Regions from separate parts of the Homo sapiens genome. Here region 2 is linked to region 1. A link is an interaction called in ENCODE POLR2A ChIA-PET data of the cell type or tissue named here. Cell type or tissue: PC-9. All regions are shown on one strand.

What was found. Peaks named below come from ENCODE experiments on the same cell type or tissue, not always from the same donor. Only the 100,000 strongest peaks of a DNase experiment are listed, where the experiment ranks them.
Region 2: POLR2A ChIA-PET joins it to region 1 with 8 read pairs; 2 of 35 experiments call an interaction of 5 or more read pairs at or near these places.

Annotation. Positions count from the first base shown.
Region 1 is chr7:17,616,747-17,621,746 of GRCh38, forward strand. No RefSeq gene overlaps it. Among named protein-coding and RNA genes, the nearest start is that of LINC02889, 60 kb to the left of the region's middle. In PC-9, no CTCF peak of the experiment used is centred here; DNase peaks (open chromatin) are centred at 2,025 and 2,655; H3K4me3 peaks cover 798 bases; H3K27ac peaks cover 1,351 bases.
Region 2 is chr7:17,361,078-17,366,077 of GRCh38, forward strand. It overlaps LOC105375171 (a long non-coding RNA gene), which reads right to left. Exons shown (of 4, transcript XR_927074.3): 2 at 3,239-3,320; 3 at 1,775-1,920; 4 at 1,356-1,674. Among named protein-coding and RNA genes, the nearest start is that of LINC02888, 11 kb to the right of the region's middle. In PC-9, no CTCF peak of the experiment used is centred here; no DNase peak of the experiment used is centred here.

The DNA.
Region 1 (5,000 bases):
CAAATTTTATCACTGGTAACAAATATTGTCAGTTTTTTTCCCTTGAAGTAACAGGCCCATTTTTAAAGAAATGTCTAAATAAACATAACTTGACAATCATTCTTTTTTTGTTTGTTTTTTTTGTTTTCTTGTTTTGAGATGGAGTTTCGCTCTTGTTACCCAGGCTGGAGTGCAATGGTGTGATCTCGGCTCACCACAACCTCTGCCTCCTGGGTTCAAGCGATTCCCCTGTCTCAGCCTCCCTAGTAGCTGGGATTACAGGCATGCACCACCATGACTGGCTAATTTTTTTTATTTAGTAGAGATGGCGTTTCACCATGTTGGTCAGGCTGGTCTCAAACTCCTAATCTCAGGCGATCCACCCACCTCAGCCTCCCAAAGTGCTGGGATTACAGGTGTGAGCCACTGCGGCTGGCCGACAATCATTCTTTCAAGTAAAAATGGTGTTATATGTGAAAAGTGAGTAGTTCGACTCACAACTCTCTAACAATCACCCGAGTCTTTTTCCTGGAGACAACATGTATTCATATGCATCAGAAGTACTTATGCATATTCCCTATTGTATTACACAGAATCTTTTTTAAAAGTGTGCTCAATGACAGTGATTGAATTAAATCGATCATTTGTAAGTGCTTCCTCAAGGACATTCTTTACTGAAACTGGCATTTTGTTTTGCTTTGTTTTATTGCAAGCACAAAGCTGTGAAGAATGTTATGAATCTTGGCTCTACCTCATGTCACTGTCTTGATTCATGCTAAGAAACCAGCAGTTCTACCCACCATTGCTTTTGTACCATCCGTGCAAATGCAAAACAGTGAAAAGGCAAATAGCATTTTAGTGTTATTATGAAAACAGCTTTGGTTTCCTAGACTCCCTGAGAGGGCCTCAGGAATCTTCAGGTGTCTGCAGAACACACTTAAAGAACTGCTGCACTAGGGTAAATAGGGGAAAGGATAAGGTACAGGGCAAATCTTTCTTTTTTAAGAAAGTGACCACAAATGTAAACTCTCACATTCCTTTAGCGAGAGCCTAGTAAAATGGCCTCAATTGGCTTCAGGACAAACTGGGAAAGGTACTCTGAAGAGGCAGCCATATTACATGGATGAGAGAAAGAACAGATTTGGGGATATAATCAGCAGTCTGCCATGCCCACCCAGTTAAACAACGAGCAGGTCAAGTGTCAGGATAGTCAAGGACCTCTAGACAATGGAGGACATAGGAAGCTGCGCTTTGTGCCTGGTACCAGGGTGTAATGCTGGTCAGGGAGAGCTAAGACATCATGAAACAGGATCAGAGGAGTAGCTATATCCATTCCTATGGGAGCCAGCAGAGTGGAGTACCAGGAAGAGTGTCCTCAAAATGAGTCTCAAGCACTGCAGCCAGGAGACGATCACTGGAAAAATGTAGAACGGGGGCCACAGAGAGAACAGTGGGACCCTCGAGGCAGAAAAAAAAGGACAGGTCATTTGTGGGCTTCAGTGAGCATGTTATAGGGCACCCAGTGACCCCTTCAACTAGAAAGAATTTTGGATTGCAGCAATATCACTAATTGGGCTGAGCTAGAAATCAGCTGCTCTGTGACTATTACCGTGATCTTACTGTGTCCTAGGCAGAAGAGCTGGAGTAAATCTGGGTTTATTGTGTTTTTCTAGCTCTACTTCTTCGAAACATATTACTATTGAAGAGTTGAGTTCCCATACTTTATTTGTATTCCCTTTTCGATTAGCAACAAGAACAGAAGAACCAATTTTGCAGAAAGTTGCCATTCTGCAGAAAATTGATGTGAACTTAGCAGACAAAGGTAAAGAAAATAGAAGTAAAGGTAACTCTGGTCACGGAGAACAAATTCCCGATCACAGCAAGCATACTGAAAGCCGAGGCTAAACCAACCTTGCAAATCTAGATAAACAGTAAATCTGGGACCAAAGGGCTTTTAACTGCTGAACTTTATCTGATATGCCAGCAAATGTACACAGAAACTGAAAGAAAAGGCTGGAAGGCATTCATTTTGAGATCAGACCTAGATCAACTGAGCGGTCATAGGTCCTCAGGCTTCATTCTATCAGCAGCAAACAGAAAGCCTATAGTTACCTGGGAAAAGGAGCTTGTGACAAAATAATTGTCCAGAGGTCATGCTCATTCACAGTTTTTCCTGTTTTTCCTGGAGGAGCTAGCACTCTCTTGCCCTCCAAGGGAAAGCAGCTTATGACATATTATTTTGGTATATTAGCTTAGATAAAAGAACATACAGACAATAAAATAATAGAAATGAATGACATATCAGAACCAAGGAAATGAGAAGGAAACTTATATGCCAGCTTCCAGGGTTAATGCATTCCCTGTAAATGGGCACAATTTTGAGTCCAAGTCTTTTGGCAGTTGGGGCAAAAAGGTAAACATAATTATTTACATAACTCCCATTATAAGAAAGGAGGGAGCAAATTTTTGTTGCCACTACACTCTCAAATAATTTTTCAAATAAAATCCTTTAATGGGAATCATTGAGCTACATATTGAGGAGAATGTTCATTCTCCTAATACCAGTGCTGCGGTCAGTGCAAATCAATGCTCATTTAACCCTAAGCCTATGGCTTATGTTACTGACCTTTGTGCAGATTTTTCAAGAACCCACAAGAGCGTAACAAATTCCATATAGAATGAACTAATTGTGGCTTTGGAATTATTCCAATTGACCTGATATAAATCTGACCTGGCAATACTTGACAATGGTGTAGGGAAACCCATGCTACCTTGGCGTCTGGTTGGAAAATACTGTCCCCAAGTAAATTAAAAGGTCTAGTCTTGTCACCAAAGTTCTGGGCCAACACCACCAGCTTCTACGACAACTATTGATTTTAAATTCTGTAGCCTTGTCATAAAGTCCTGACTCTGCCAGCATTCACTGTGAAATCTGGAGCGTGTCACTTAAACTCTTGGCATGGCAATGCCCTCATTTCAAAAACAAATAATGAGATAGCTACCATCTTTTGAGACCCTACTCTGTACTAGTCACTAGTTAATATCTGCTTTCCCAGCTGGATTATAAATTCAGTGAGGGCAAGGAGAGTATTTCTTTTGCCCACCATTGAATTCCCAACAACTAACATGGGTTCAGCATAGAAGAAGGTTCATATTTCTTCCTTTCTGTTTTAACTAACCAAAGGTCCACTGTCTTAACAACCCTGAAAGTAACCATTATTTCTATTTTTCAGCTGAAGAAATTGAGGTTCAGAAAGTTTAAGTGACTTTCAAGGGGTCACACAACTGGTAAATAGAGTGGCCTGGATTTAGGCCTAATCTGTATAGCCCCAGAGCCTAGACTAGTTCCACAAGGGTGCAGAAATGGAAACAGACTGGAGCATGTCCCAAGACTCCTCCTGGTTCTGAAATGCAATGATCCCCACGATTGATGGGAAGCCAATCTCCCTGTTTTGTGAGGCTCCTCAACAAATTTTCATCACTTTATGACCCAGAGACATGGCCACAGCAAATTTTGGCCTCTGCCAGAGTGGCAGGGCTCCACTGAGGCAGGTGAAAACCAAAACATGTCACTCTGGGAGGGTCTCCACTTATTTAGGAGGCCTCTGTTTATTCAGGTGGACATTGCCCACTTCCTATTGCTACCTTAGGGGACCTAAGTACCACATCCCAAGTTCAAAGACCTAGCAAGGATGAGCATCACTCTGAAGCTAATTGCTCGAGTTTTAGAGAGCTGTATAGTTAACATCTGTTGACAAAGCAGTCGCTAGATGTGTGGGGCATGGCACTGTGTGCTAGCTCATGGTCATTTCATTTTGAAATTCAAAGTAGAAGGAAATATTCAGCTTAGCTTTAACACCTAGTTTTGAGTGTATTCTTAAACAACTCCTTCAGTCCACATGTTATTTATGACAGATAAAATCCTTCAGTGGCTTCTTAAAAATATTTTTGCTATTTGCTGAGGACTAGCATAAAGGTATAAAACCTCTTACAAAGTGCTAATAGGAACAAGACACATGTTTTACTTTATTCTTAGCAAGCAAAAGTCAACAACTGTCTACTCATCAAACGCAGCTGATTCATCATTTCACCCTCTACCGTCTACACTACATACTCTTTTTTGTTCTTGCAACCAGCATATTGTGCTTGTAATGAAACAAAATAGACAAGGAAATAAGCAGATTTTTAAAATAAGTTGCATGACAGACAGTAAAGGGAGGTATCATTTGTTAAAGCTTTTGTTTCACCATATGAACATGAATATAGCGTTTCTTATATTTTTATGTATTTGTTTTTACTTTTATTTTAGGTTTGGGGGTACATGTCCAGGTTTGTTATTAGATAAATTCATGTCATGGGAATTTGTTGTACAGATTATTTTGTCACCCAGGTACTGAGCCTGGTACCCGATACTTATTTTTTCTGCTCCTCTCCCTCCTCCCACCCTTCAATCTCAAAGAGGCCCCAGTATCTGTTGTTCCCTTCTTTGTGTTCATGAGTTCTCATTATTTAGCTCCCTCAGTGAGAACATGTGGTATTTGGTTTTCTATTCCTGCGTTATTTTGCTAAGGATAATGGCCTCCAGCTCCATCCATGTTCCTACAAAAGACATTATCTTGTTCTTTTTTATGGCTACATAGTATTCCACGTACACTGCTTACTCTCTACCTGTAGACTGGAATCTAGGAAATTAGGAGACGTTCAGGACCTCAGAGACTAAAGCCAATATCAGGGTTCCTTATTTCTCTTGAGACTCTCTTTCTGGCGGGAGATTCTTTATTGTCCTCATTACATTTCTGGACTATGAAAAATAGTTTCAGCACCTAAATTCAAATCCCTCCCCATGTTCTGAGCCCCTCCTATTATGGCTTTGTTGTAGGTTATATCTCACCTCTTCATCCTACAAATTTCTATTTATTTCACCTCAAAACCCAGGTTTCATTCTACAGACAGAAGTAACGTATCCTTCCAAAGGCATGGTATGGTGACTGTAGTTAACAACAATGTGTTATATACCAGGA
Region 2 (5,000 bases), 260 kb before region 1:
TAAAGCTTTGCAGCCTTTACAGGAGATGAATTGGCTCAGTGTAGAAGTAGTGCCTCAGTAATGGGATGATGGCTATGAATAATGGTTTCAATCCTGTCTTTCCAGAGGCTGTCATTTAACTTATGGTTATTTGCAGTGTCCATGAAATTCTTTGCTTTTTGGCCTCTTTAATGTTCCCAGTCACAGTTGTCTTAAATCATCTGTTATTTCCTATTCCTATTATCTGTTTTCCTCGCTGGACCAGAGTAAACCAAAGTGGCCCCAATTGGAAAGACTTGAGAGAGAGAGTTCACCGGGTGAATCCATGTGAAGCATCCTCTAAATATCTTTATAAAAATAAATGGGTGAGACTGTGGGGAGGTTGTAAGTCCTTCCTTTCATAGGTGGGGTCATATTAAAACTTGAGTCATTATTACCAATTCTCACAGGGTGATGAGAAAACTCAAGTTACACACTTAAAGCTGAGGAAACAAAGGCCAAAAAAAGCAAAGTAGCCTGTTCATGTCACACAGGTAGTGGTGGAGAGAGATCTAGGCTTTGCACCTGCTAATTAAGAGCTCTTTCAGAGAGTAGACCTAAGAGCATCATGTATGTGCTTTGCTCTGTTTTTCTGCCAGTTGCTTAATTCAGGTTATTTCATTTACTCACTACATCCACATTAGGTTAATACAAGTACCCTAGTCTTACACATGATTAAGTTAGAAATACTTTTTTAAAAAAGAAATCTTATGTTTAAAAGGCAGTTTTTCAAAAAAGCCATAAAGATGACTAAGATAGCTGAGGTAGACAGAAGAGGTACTAAGCATGTGTGATTAAGTTAAGGACATTGAGATGGGGAGGTGCTAATATAATCATAAGGGTCCTTATAAAAGGAGGGTAGAAGAGGGGATGTGATAACAGAAGAAGAGGTCAGAGAGAGAGAGAGTTGAAGATGAAATGATGATGGCCTTGAAGATAAAGGGTCACAAGCCAAGGAATGCAGGCTGCCCCTAAAAGGTAGAAAAGGCAAGGAAACTAATTCTCCCTTAGTGCCACCGGAACACAGCTCTATCAGCACCTTGATTTTAGTACTGTTAAGATAATACATTTGGGTTTTTTAAGCCACTAAGTTGTGGTAAGTTGTTACAGCACCAATGGGACACTAATACAATAGTTACAGATCTTAACGAAGCCAAGAGATGCATTTTCTCCTCCATCGCTAGAGAAAAATAGGAGAGCTGTTTTCTGTACCTCTCCCTGGCTTTGATAACTTCTGCAGGGGAAGACCAGGAAGGTCTGGCAGCACTTCCTGTCCCTCCTCTCTGAAAGGCAATGGAAGGGCACCGTGGATCAACAAGGCCGAGAGGAGAGACAAAGAGGGCAAAAATCTTCTTTATTGAGCTCTCGGGCGAGGTTCACTGGTCCGCAGGGGGAGGGCCAGGGAAGTCGCGCTGTGCCAAAGGGGCAGCACGCTTTTATGGATGCTGGGTGAGGAGTGGGCGGGGTAGGGGCGGGGTCGGTTGAGTTTCGCACTTCTCTGTGTGACACGCCCTAGTGGGCATGCGCGTTAGTCGGGTTGGCGGGAACAGGAAAGGTGAACCCGGAAATGCTGAGTCAGGGTATCCGAGGTGGCGATCGCCATCTTGGAGTCTTCACCCGAGTCCAATCACTCTCCACTCTCAGATGCCTTGGGACCTACAAAAGAACCTCCACTTGACGAGGCTGACAGTTGTGCCTTCTGGGCTCCAGCCTTGCCTTGGTATTGCAAAGAAATGTGGAAGAATAGCCAACTCACAGTTTCATTACAGCCTTGCCTTGAACAGATGTTTAGCTCATGTCAGAAGCCAGGAAATGCATCGCTTACAGCCCCACATGTGTTTCTGCAAAAGGGTCCTGATAAATGTCTGGTCTTTGCAATAATCCTACTAATTGGCCCGATTCCTGGAAGAAAAATGGCTGTATTAAAGTGGGTTAGACATTACATAAACAATGTCAGTTACACATCTTTAAGTGTTACTTCTGCATTTAAAATTAACAAAGCTATTTTGGGGACACTTTTTACAGCTATACATCTTAAGATGTTTGTATATGAAAAAAAAAACCAAGTTTGTACCGGTATCATCATATTATCATCCAGTAAGCTCTAAGAAAAGACAATTAAAAGAGAAAAGTGACCCAAAACTGTCACAAAAGCTCTTCTTTTCTGGACATAGTGCAGCATATATTTGTTCATAACTTTATTTGCACAGAAATTTTACATCCATTATCAGAATTGATTCTGACTACTACACTAGAAGGTGAGTTCTCATGAAAAAGGGTGAATCCAACATTATTAAGTACCACACAGCTAGTAACTGATGATATCTTTTTTTTTTTTTTTATGGAGTTTTGCTCTTGTTGCCCAGGCTGGGGTGCAATGGCACGAACTCGGCTCACCACAACCTCTGCCTCCTGGGTTCAAGCAATTCTCCTGCCTTAGCCTCCTGAGTAGCTAGGATTACTCAAGTCATCTGACTTCCAAGTTCAAACTTTTAAAAATATCTCATGGTGGTCTTTGACAGGATACCATAAGTGTTGAACCATTGGTTTAACTACATGCATCAAGGATATACAATTTCCCTTAGTTTCTATGTTCAACTATGGGCTAATCCCAAGGAATAAGGCAGGATTACTGTTGTAGAATCTATTGAGGAGTTATTATTCCCATGGTTGAGGAAATTGAGAATAGAATGTGAGATAATTAATGCTTATTCTGTCTGAAGTGCCTCTCATTTGTATAGTAAATTAATATAACAAAATTTTAGAATGATTTAGCTATTTAGCTGACCAATCTTTCAGGGGGTTTCTCTCCTTGATTCAAGTGAGATATGAAATTAAATGTCTCTCATTGGACATCAGTGCCATCTATTATAGGACATTCAAGATGACTCTCTTTGTTCTTTCCAGAATTCCATCTTTTCTGGAAAATTATGTGTGCCTCTGCCACTTACAAAATTTACTCTTACATTTGTGTACGTGTCGAAGGAAAAGCTTAAATTGCAAATTGGATATTTAAAAAGTTATGAGAATATTTCAGTTTAAAATGAAAACACAATACTTGGATAATAGACTCCCATATTTTCCTTCCATTTGCAAACTACAGCATTTAAAAATTCATTTCAAAAGTCAAATTACCCAATGTACTTTATAGTATAGAAAGGAAGTTTCACTTCTGAGTATCACCCATGTGCCAGACATTTAATAGATAATAAATTTTTACCAGCTGTTTGGGGTTTTGAGGAGGCCATTCTTCCATTGTAAACTTGTTTGAAGTGTAGATATACCAGAATTCTATTCTGGCCCTGGGTGTGCAAGAACACTGAGTTAATGTCCACTGTTCCTGTAACATTTTTCACTATGACATTTTCTTGGTGATTTTAATCTCAATAATACATTGAGTCAATATCTTCAGAAACATTCTACAAAATGTTTTTCAATATGTGTTTTACAGAATATCAATCACACAAGATGTTAACATGCAGATTTCATTATCAAATAAGTTTGGGAAACACTGGGCAAATAAAAGTTAACCAGATTCCTTTTCTGCAGGTCTCTAATGTATTAATATATGTTGTAATTTTCCAAAAAGTGGAATTTGGTATGCAATATTTTTCAAACTCATTTGACACTGAAACCATTTTCAGAGCTTATCACATGGTGCTAGCATTCCAAGGAAAATACTTAAATAAAACCTGATTTATGATAAAAGATCCCAGGCTCTTTTCTTGTATGATCCCTGTGGCCCAGAGTTCTTATTTAAGATAGTCTTTGGAATACAAATGATGCATCTGTCCACGTTAAACTTATCTGACATTTCTCTGCCTAAGCACAGAGATTTATAAGAATTTCCTATACTCTTCTACCCCATCCCCTAATCTAGCTTTTCACCGTGTGGAAGAGTTTAATGTTATCTCCACACCTAAAGTATATAATCTTTATAAGTGATATGGTCATTTCTCCACATCACTTATAAAGATATTCTTAAAATTTCTTCCGCTCAAAGTTGACTATCAGATAACTCTTTGTGGTTCAGCTCTATCATTTGGGCCATCTGCAGAAAGTGTTTCACTGAGGTTTGTTGTGTTGTTTTTGTCTTAGTTTCCTTATGAGACATATTACTCTATTTACTCTAGGGTACGTAGTTAAACCTCTTAGAAAAGATCCATAGGCCTTTTATTTAAGTGTTAGAACTAAGAAAACAGCCTGTTTTCTCCCTAACAAACTGTAAATGATTCCCTTTTTATTTCAAACACCAGGAAGCTCAAAACCAAATCAGGACACCACTAGAGTAATGAATTATGTCCTTACATGTCTGCACAATTGTGTTATCATTTCACCTCTCACTAGCTTGTGTTAACCTGCTACTCTCCACTTTCTCTGCTGTTATTTTGCATTTAGATCTTCCGTTCATGCTACATACAATTTTATTTAATGTATTCTTGTTCTAATCAAATTCAAGTCCTTCTCCATCCCTTCTGCCCCCAACACACACACACACTCTTTGAGAATGATTTAGAAAAAAGAACAAACCAAAAAATGTAAAGAAAGGAAGAAAAATTATTCTGGTCACAACCCTGTCTAGCTAGAAGCTGTGGTACTAGATATAACTGATGCTGAGAGAGCATTTAACATTCATAGTCAATTTGGAATTCACGTCAATAAAGTTCATAGTAGCTGATTCTTTTTCTGATTTTATGATGGTGGCAATATACCCATTAAAGGATCTAGAACCTCCAGTTCTCCTTAATTGCTTTAGTTAAAAATCCATGAGAATTTAAAAAGTTTGACACAAACCATCAATACAGTTATGAATGGTACAAGCTGACTTTTTGAGGCAAGCATAGCATTTCCTCACCACTTAAAAGGAATGCCCCTTTCATCTCTATGTAGAGCAAGGTTCTCTTCCTCAGCACTATTTGTGCTAGAGAAGTCTTCTGTGTAGAAAAGGCTGTCCTGTGCATTGTAGGACATTCAGCAGCATT